2 separate regions of the Homo sapiens genome follow, and region 1 is linked to region 2. Evidence: read pairs that join two places in POLR2A ChIA-PET (ENCODE). Cell type or tissue: PC-9. All regions are shown on one strand.

Region 1 (5,000 bases), 81 kb after region 2:
TCCCACCCCTGCCCTCCCTCATCAACCTACCCGCTTTCTCACAGGACACAGAGCGGAGGGGCACTCCAAGTCAGCAGGAACTGCAACTATCACTGTCCCAGGAAGGCAAGCACGGGAGTAGCAGAGGGACTAGGATACCAAGGTGGGATGGGGATGCTTAAAGAAGAGTCTGGAAGGGAGAGGCCGAAGATTATCCAAGACAGCCTTCACCAGCTACCCTGGGGTGCAAGGGCAAACCTGATTCCCATTCCCCCTGAGCCCAGGGCTGGGGCTGCCCCTCTGCCTGAGTTCATCCACCCTCCAGGGGAACACTGCTCTGCATTGCTGGGGCAGCCCAGAGAATTCTTCACTCCGTGGGTTGTTGTGTCTTCTGTTCACACTGCAGTCTCAAAAGCCTGAGAATAAAGAACAGGCAAAGGGCTGTGAACGGTGGTTACTTGGCTAATTGCTATTGCCCAAGAGCAAGGGTAACCTTGTAAAGCACCGTCTGAGTAGAGGTGATGAGAAGTTTCTCCAACTTTCCAGAACCCTTGGGGTTTCTCTCTCTCCCTTTCTACTTCAAATGAGTCTCTCCTTGCCTCTTCCTTTGTCCATCTCTGTCATGTCCTCCCCTGCTGCTTTTCTCTTTCCCTCTTATGCCTGCTTCTCCCTATCTATCAAGAGAAGCAGAGTAGAATGATCTAGTAGAAAGAGAATGACTTGGGAGTCAGGCAACCTTGACCTCTTTAGCCTCAGGCTTCTAATCTATGAAACTGGGAAAATGACAGCCTAACCTCAGCACTGCCGGGAAGATTGAACAGGATGTTTCCCCACACATCATTTTACGTAGCTTCTTTATCTATGCCAGCGTGTCGGTCAGGGTTTGGTTATAATACTGGAAGCTGCTCTAGATATTCCAAATACACGGGGTTTTAATACAAGGGATTTAGAGGCATTCATAATGGACGGAAGGGCTGCATTAGGGAAGATCAGGGAAGTCACTGTCAGACCCCACAGAATCAGGAAGTGCCAGGATTGCAGAGAAGGCATGGAGATCATTTCAATTGCCTGCAGCACCAGAGCAGAAAGCAGACAGCGTGCAGGAGCTTGTTTGAAAGCCACCGTCTACCACGCATCTGCCCAGGCCAATTCAGAGAAGGGCTTTCTCTCGCCTTCAGCTTCTGATGCTTGTGCAAGTGCATCTTACTGCCAAAATCTAACTTAGAACCATGATGGAAAGGAATGCTGGGGAGTAAAGATCCCAGGATTTCCCTACCCCGGGAGACAGAGGAACAGGCAGAGGGGAAGTGGAGGCCTGCCGAGCCTGGCAGCATCCCCATCGGCAGGGTATAGTCTCCTGGTCCGCTCAACCCAAAGGCCCTTCCCACTTCCTCGGCTGCATTTGGCAGGAACAAAGGGTTCATATGCCATTGTGTCCTGGGAAGACGGGTAAGGGCATAGGAACAGAGAAGAAATAGAAGAGCTATTTTACAACTTGTGGAGACATGGAAAAAGGCAGTTAAAAAATAGTTGTCTTTCCAGAGGGCACACTATGAAGTCCTAGACATAGGGGATGTCAGGAGCAAGCAGCTGGCTGCGGAAGTACCCCGGGCAGGTCCTCTTCTGTGCCTGCTCTCTCTCTATCTGCAAAATGAAGGAGCTAAACTCTAAGGTCCCTTTCAGGGCTAAGCTCCTATGACTCCGATTAGTGAGACAGAAAGAAGACGTGCTTGGCATCCAGATGTGATGTTTCATGTCCCCTCTCCCTCTCCCCTGGCTTCTTCTCTCAGCCTCTACAAGTACTCAGGTCTTCGCATCCTTTCAAGACAAACAATCAAACAAAGCAACACCTCCTTATAAGACAGAGGGGATCTTATAACCCTCTCTTCAACTGCTGCTCCATCCCACTCCTTCTTTTTACTTCCAAACCTCTCGAAAGAGTTGTGCATGCGCACACTGAAGAGGAGACTGGTGTTCAAGCCCTCTTGGCTTGCAGGTCTCAGGCCTTGGAAGGGAAGAGCTGAAGAATTCATCCACTGGCAGGTGAATAAAGTCGGTGCTGATGCCACCTGTATGACTAATCAGCCTTCTGGAAGAAATTGCCTGACCGTGGGGTCCTGCTGCCCAGGAGGCTGGATTTTGGGCAACGCATTTGTTTTCTAGGGCTGGTGTCACAGATTACCACAAACTTGTTGGCTTAAAGCAACAGAAGTTAACAACCAAGAAAACAAACAACCTAATTCAAAAATGGGCAAAGGAACTTGAATAGACATTTCTCCAAGGAAGATATATAAATGGCCAATAAGCACATGAAAATAGGCTCAATATCATCAGTCATCAGGGAAATGAAAATCAGAGGCACAATGAGATACCACCTTCTACCTCCTAGGATGGCCATAAAAACAAAAACAATGCAAAGCAAAAAACTGAGAAATAACAGGTGTCAGCAAGAATGTGCAGAAACTGGATCCCTTGCACATTGCTGGTGGGAATGCAAAATGGTGCTGCTGCTTGGAAAACAGTTTGGCGGTTCTTCAAAATGTTAAACATACAATTACCATAAGGTCCAGCAATTCCACTCCTAGGTATATAAGCAAAAGAACTGAGAGTTGGGACTCAAACAGATATCTGTAAACCAATGTTTATAGCAGCATTATTCACAGTAGCCAAAAGGTAGAAACAATACAAGTGCTCATCACCAGATGAATGGATAACCCAAATGTGGTATATATATACAGTGGAATTCTATTGACCAATTAAAAAGAATGGAATTTTGATATATGCCACAACATGGATTGATCTTGAAAACATTATGCTTAGTGAAATAAACCAGACACAGAAGAACAAATATTGTATGATTCCACTTACATGAGGTAGCTAGAGTAGTCAAATTCATAGAGACACAGAACAGAATAAAGTTTACCAGGAGACAGGGAGAAGACAGAAGGGAGAGTATTGTTTAATGGCTAGAATTTATGTTGGGGATGATAAAAAAAAAATAATGGTGGCCAGGCGCGGTGGTTCACATCTGTAATCCCAGCAATTTGGGAGGAGGCTGAGGCGGGTAAATCACTTGAAGCCAGGAGTTCGAGACCATCTTGGCCAACATAGCAAAACCCTGTCTCTACTAAAAATACAAAAATTAGCCAGGCATGGTGGCACGTGCCTGTAATCCCAGCCACTCGGGAAGCTGAGACATGACAATCTTGAACCCGGGAGGCAGAGGTTGCAGTGAGCTGAGACTGTGCCACTGCACTCCAGCCTGAGTGACAGAGCAAGACTCTGTCTCAAAATAATAATAATAATGTAATAAAAATAAAAAGAATAAAGAAAAAGATAGTGGTGATGGGTACATAGCCTTGTTAATGTAATTAATGTTACTGAATTTTGCACTTACAAATGGCTAATATTATGTACGTATTTTTCACCACAAAAAATGTTAAAGCAAAACAAAACAAACATAAATGTTTCCTGTCACAGTTCTGGAAGCCAGAAGTCTGAAATGGCAGCGTTGGCTGGGCAGTGCTCCTCTGAAGGCTGTGGGGAAGAATCCTTCCTTGCCTCTTCCAGCCTCCCGTGGCTCCAGGCATTCTTCGGCTTGCTGCTGCATCATTCCAACCTCTGCCTCTGATGACATGGGCTTCTTCTGTGTCTGTCTTCTCCTCTGCATGACTCTCATAAGGACACTTGCTATTAGAATTAGGGTCCACCCTAATAATCCAGGATGATGCCGTTTCAAGATTCTTAATTATATCTGCAAAGACCTTTTTCCCCAAAAAGGCCACATTCACAGGTTTTGAGGATTTGTATGTTGACATATCTTCTGGGAGGGTCATTATTCAACCTACTGCAGTTCCCTTCCACACACACACCTCCCCAGGTGACTGGACGGGCTGTGAGCCTCTAAGCTCAGGGTGGCTCATCCATAGCCTGGCCAGCCTCCTGTGATGTGGTGTAGACTGAGCGTAGGAGCTGGGTTGATCAGGGTCATCCTTTCTGAAACAGGAGCTGGGAAACATGAAGAGCCTGAGCCAGTTTGCACCAGGGCCAGAAGGTGAAAGGTGCTTTCCGTGTGTGTCCAGTGGAAGCAGAAATTGCGAGGGAGCAGGTGCTGGATGTAAATAGAAGAAACCAATGAGCAGAGAGGAGAGTGAGGAGACACACAGCGAGGAAAGAGACGCCGCAAGGGAGATCTTGAAGACCACCAGAGAGACAGGCTGCTCCCAGGGATGGATTTGGTTGCTGGCAGCCCTTCAGGTACATGGGAGGGCCACGTGTACCTTCAAAAGTTCCCTGAGACACTTGCAAAGTCTTTTTGTTGGGGCCACTAGATTCTGACCAGAACAAGGGCAGACAGACATGCCTCATCCTATATAAAGGTGCCTCAGCCTGAGGTTACCGTGGAAGACACTTTATGAAGATAGCCTCAATAATTCCTCCTGCATAATGTGCCCCTTCGCAATGTGACTTTGCTGCTCTTCCCATCTAACAGTGAAGTTATTTGTCCTGCCCTTGAATACGAACTTGGCAAGGTGACTTATTTTGGCCGAGGGAACGTTAGCAAAGGTGATGCAAATAGAGGTTTGAAAGTACTTGTGCATGGGGTTCACCCTCTCCTTGGCTGTGGTTAGAATGTAGAGACCATGATGTGAATGAGCCTGAGCTAGCCTGTTGGAGAGACCACATGGAGAACTGAGGCCTTAAGCTAGTCAACTGCCAGACATGTGAGGACATCTTTGACCAGGCAGCCCTAGTCAAACCACCAGATAATTACAGCTGCATGAATGACCCCAGGCAAGACCAGCAGGAGACCCACCAACTGAGCCCAGCCAAATTGCAGACCTACAAAACTGCAAGCCAGTAAAATTGTTGCTTCAATCCACTAAATTTTGGGATGGTTTGCTGTAGGGTGGTAGATGTGTTCTATAGTTCTCACCTAGCCAAGACCCCAGCACCCCTAAGTACAAAGCCAGGCCCTAGAGGCAGCTAGCAGGGGTGAGTGGCAGAAGCTATAGTCTGCC
Region 2 (5,000 bases):
GTTATTTTAAGCTGCAAAACTGGTAGTAATTTGTTATGCAGAAAGAGAAAACTAATACAAGGCTGGGTGCAATGACTCACGCCTGTAATCCCGGCACTTTGGGAGGTTAAGGTGGGCAGATCACCTGAGCCGAGGAGTTAGAGACCAGCCTGGGCAACATGGCAAAAACCCGTCTCTACAAAAAATGCAAAAACTAGCTGGGCGTGGTGGTGTATGCCAGTGGTCAGCTACTTAGGAGGCAGAGGTGGGAGGATCACTTGAGCCCAGGAAGTTGAGGCTGCAGTGAGCCATGACCGTGCCACTATACTCCAGCCTGGGTGACAGAGTGAGACCCTGTCTCAAAAAAAAAAAAAAAAAAAAAAAAAAACACCAAAAAAACCCCAATATTAGTGTTTCTGCTGGTGGATAAATCACTCAGTTTTTTTCTAAAAATGTCTTCTCACGTTTACTCTTGAAGGATATTTTAGCTGGCTGTAGTATTTTAGGTGAGCAGTTTTCTTTTGCACTTTGAAGATATACTGTTTTCTGGCTTCCACTGTTCCTGTTGTGAGAAGTCAGCCGTCTGTTGCTCCTTTAATAATAATCTTTTTTTTGCCGGGCGCGGTAGCTCATGCCTGTAATCCCAGCACTTTGGGAGGCCGAGGAGAGCAGATCACGAGGTCAGGAGATTGAGACCATCCTGGCTAACACGGTGAAACCCTGTCTCCACTAAAAACACAAAAACAAAATTAGCCGGGCGTGGTGGCGGATGCCTGTAGTCCCAGCTACTCTGGAGGTTGAGGTGGGAGAATGGTGTGAACCCGGGAGGTGGAGCCTGCAGTGAGCCGAGATCACGCCACTGCACTCCAGCCTGGGCAACAGAACGAGACTCCATCTCAAAAAAAAAAAAAAAAAAATCTTTTTTTCTCCTCTATCTTTAATATTATTTTTCTTTGGTTTTCTACAGACTTATTTTAATGTGCTTAGCTTAGGTTTCTTTTCATTAACTTTGCTTGGGATTTGTCACTCTTTTTGATCCTGATCTTGTAATCTTTCATTGGTTCTGGAAAATTTTTAGATATTATCTCTTCAAATACTGTCTTTGCTCATTCTCTCCTCTCCTCCTGTGACTCCAACTACATACAAGTAAGACCTCACTGAATTCTCTGTGACTCTTATCCTTTTGTATTTTCTATCTTTTTGTCTCTCTTCATTCTAGATACAATAGTTTCCTCTGGCATATTTTCCAATTTACTGATTCTCTCTTTTCGTGTGTCTAAACTGTAGTTCAATCTATCCGTTATATTTTTCTGTTCACAAATTTCTATTTAGTTCTTTTTTCTAATGTTTTGTTACTTTTTGTAGCTTTTAGCTCCCATGTGAAAATTTTTAAATTTGGCTTTTATTTCTTTGAAGATAGTAAGCAGTGTTTAACAACCTCTGTCTGAGAATTCCAGTGTCTCAAGCTGTGGAGGTCCGTTGATTGCTCTTTCTTCTAGTTTGTGTTCACACTGTCTTGTTTCCTCATGTCTAGTTGTCTTTAATTGTGTAGGACATTGCATTTGAAAAATTATTGTAGAAATCATCTGATGCTTAGGATAATTTTATATTCTTCTGAAAGGACGTCCAGTTGCTTTTTCTAGGCACCTGGGGGGGCTCTACCAATCTGAAATCACCTTATTCAAAAAATCTGGGCTTGAGAGTTTCTCAACTCAGACCAATTGACATTCGGCTGTGGTCCATGAGAAGGCTCATCTATTCACTCCTCTATTTTATCATAGAGGGAAGTCTTCCTTGACTCTCCCTATCCTCACCATAGGCTTAAGTGCCCCCACTGTGTGCTCCCATGGCGACCTGGGCTCTAACAAGCATTTACCATTTACCATATTATTTTACATTCTCTCCCCATCTAGACTGTATCTTGAGGATAGGGAGCATCACTTACTCCGATCTCCACTGTTTAGCACAGTACCTGGGCAATGGCATATACTCAGTGTGTGGAACTAAACCAAAATTAACTAAATATGTCTCCCCGACCATCTAGCACTGCTCCACTCTGAGGAGATGGTAAGGCTTCAGTAAAGTCTTCACGACTCACAACTGCTCTGTGTGGGAGGAGATTCTTCTGTGGAGGGAATGCTAAGAAATGCTGATTTCTGCATCCTCACTGATGAGGGGGCAGGGTGGGAAGCAAAACAGACACAGAAATAAGAGACTAAGGGCACCTCAAGTGAGTAAGTCTCTGAGAATGAGCAGATATTACCGGACAAACCCAAACTTTCCAGGTTAAGTCTGATCCCATTATACCCAGACCTCCAAAAAATAAGATCTTAGCTGACACCTGGGTGGCACTGTTGTAGTGTATCTAAGAACTCAAGGCAGAATGGTTTTTAAGAAAGGAATCTTGTGGAACTGGTATGCTGAACACATAGGAAGTATGGGTTGTATCCACAAAAGCCACTTTATTTTTATCTTCCATTGACTTTTAATCCCTTTCAACGGGGGTTAACATGGTCTTTCCCTAGCCAGAATCAATTATTAATGTTGCTTAGGGAAAAATGAAAAATAAACATGGGTTTTTTTGGGGGAGGTGGCAGGGGAGAAGTCAGCTTAGGAACTGGTTTGTGAATTGCCTTTTCACATCAAATGAGTCAGTTGATACAGTCAGGTTAATTTATTCTGACCAGGCATGTGTCAACATATTATTTATTTATTTATTTATTGAGACACTTTGTTGCCCAGGCTGGAGTGCAGTGGTGTAATCTCAGCTCACTGCAACCTCCGCCTCCCAGGTTCAATAGATTCTCCTGCCTCAGCCTCCCAAGTAGCTGGGATTACAAGCGCCCACCACCATGCCCGGCTAATTTTTGTATTTTTAGTAGAGATGGGGTTTCACCATGTTGGCTAGGTTAGTCTCGAACTCCTGACCTCAAGTGATCCGCCCACCTTAGCCTCCCAAAGTGCTGGGATTATAGGCATGAGCCACTGCACCCAGCTCAACATATTGTTAAAAAAACAAGTGGGTGTGGTGGTGCATGCCGGTAGTCCCAGCTACTCAGGATGCTGAGGTGGGAAGATCGCTTAAACCCAGAAGTTCAAATCTAGCCTGGGGAACATAGCCAGACAACCCCCATCACTGAAATAAATAAATAAATAATTGAAAACCAAGTGCAGTGCAACAAACAGATCTGTATTACAGAAAAATACTGAAAGCTGAATGGCAGCAGCCCATATCCCTAAAGGCCAATTTGTTGAAGGATTAGTTACTTCAGTATCCAAGCTACCCCATTTGCCAAATGTATGATTTACCAAAAACTAAGAGTACTCTTGAAAATATCCAATGAAGGCTGTGGCAGGCTGGCTCACGCTCATAATCCTAGGACTCTGGAAGGCCAAGGCAGGCAGATTGCTTGAGCCCAGAGCTCGAGTCCAGCCTGGCCAACATGGTGAAACCTTGTCTCTACAAAAAATACAAAAATTAGCCAGGCGTGCTGGCAGTGTGCCTGTAGTCCCAGCTATTCCAGGGCCTGAGGCAGGAGGATGGCTTGAGCCCAGGAGGTTGAGGCTGCAGTGTGCTGAGATCGCACCACTGCGCTCCAGCCAGGGTGACAGAGCAAGACCCTATCTCCAGGGGAAAAAAAAAAAAGAAAATATCCAATGAATAGTAAGGTACTCTTATGAATATCACATGGTATATTTTTATTCCAGATTTTCTTCAAGTTTTCTTCTCATATTCTATTCAAAACACTCATACTCAATATATTTTATAATTTTTCTTTAGAATATTATTATACTCAAATACAAAATATAAATTCTTCACAAATATGATTATATTCCATAAATGTAAAACCCAAGCTTTCAGTTAATTGGAGAGCTAAGCTCACAATAAAGTAGGGAAAATTCTCAATATTCAAAAAATTAAGAAGGAGCTAACTTAGTGGAGAGAAGGGAAGAATGTTGATGAGCTGATACCAAGGCTTCCCTGGGGGGTTTACAGTTTTACTGGTTTACAGGGACTTTGAGATTTTTTTTTTTTGGTTCCTTTAGTTGGGTTTTTTTTTTTTTTAAAGAGACAGGATCTCATTCTGTCACCCAGACTGGAGTGCAGTGGCAGGATCATAGCTCACTGCAGCCTTGACTTCCTGGGCCCAGGCGATCCTCTCACCTCTGCCTCCTGGGTAGCTGGACTACAGGCCCACACCACCACGCCTGGCTATTTTTTAAAAAATTTTCTATAGGCCGGGCACAGTGGCTCACACCTGTAATCCCAGCACTTTGGGAGGCCGAGGCGGGTGGATCACCTGAGGTCAGGAGTTCGAGACCAGCCTGGCCAACATGGTGAAACTCCGTCTCTGCTAAAAATACAAAGAAAATTAGCTGGGCGTGGTGGCAGGCGCCTGTAATCCCAGCTACTCTGGAGGCTGAGGCAAGAGATTTGCTTGAACCTGGGAGGCAGAGGTTGCAGTGAGCTGAGATGGCGCCATTGCACTCCAGCCTGGTGGACAAGAGTGAGACTTTGTCTCCAAAAAAAAAAAAGTTTTTCTATAGAGACAGGGTCTTCCTATGTTGTGCAGGCTGGTCTCAAACTCCTGGACTTGAGCGATTCTCCTGTCTCGGCCTCCCAAGATGTTAGGATTACAGGCATGAACCATCACACCTGGTCAATTCTGAGTTTTAATGGAGACTGCAACAAGGGAAGAAATTTTGTGTTAAAAAGAGTAAAGAGACAGGTCTGATACTTTCACATATGGCTAGGACTCTCCAAGGCCTATACCTTCTGTGATATTGTGAAATATATATTTGGTCTTTGACCCTGTTTTCTAGCATACAACTCCTACAATCCTTAAAGACTCCACAGTGATGTCTTCTTGTAAGCTAATGGTTGACTGATGGCTGGCAGCCCCCAGGTAATTCAGAATGACAGCTCTTTACTGGAAAGACCAAGGTGTGATTAGAAGGTTGGGACTCTTAGCCCCACCTCCAACCTCCAGGGAGGAGAGAGGGGCTGAAGGTTAAGTTGA

Evidence for each region. ChIA-PET counts read pairs that join two places held together with the same protein. Peaks named below come from ENCODE experiments on the same cell type or tissue, not always from the same donor. Only the 100,000 strongest peaks of a DNase experiment are listed, where the experiment ranks them.
Region 1: POLR2A ChIA-PET joins it to region 2 with 5 read pairs; 2 of 35 experiments call an interaction of 5 or more read pairs at or near these places.

The regions. Positions count from the first base shown.
Region 1 is chr2:46,842,068-46,847,067 of GRCh38, reverse strand. All of the region lies in intron 1 of LINC01119 (long intergenic non-protein coding RNA 1119), which reads right to left. Among named protein-coding and RNA genes, the nearest start is that of LINC01119, 17 kb to the right of the region's middle. In PC-9, no CTCF peak of the experiment used is centred here; no DNase peak of the experiment used is centred here.
Region 2 is chr2:46,923,252-46,928,251 of GRCh38, reverse strand. It overlaps a transcript of MCFD2 not described here and a transcript of TTC7A not described here. Among named protein-coding and RNA genes, the nearest start is that of MCFD2, 9.9 kb to the right of the region's middle. In PC-9, a CTCF peak has its summit at 2,401; DNase peaks (open chromatin) are centred at 2,331, 2,561 and 4,971; H3K27ac peaks cover 2,243 bases.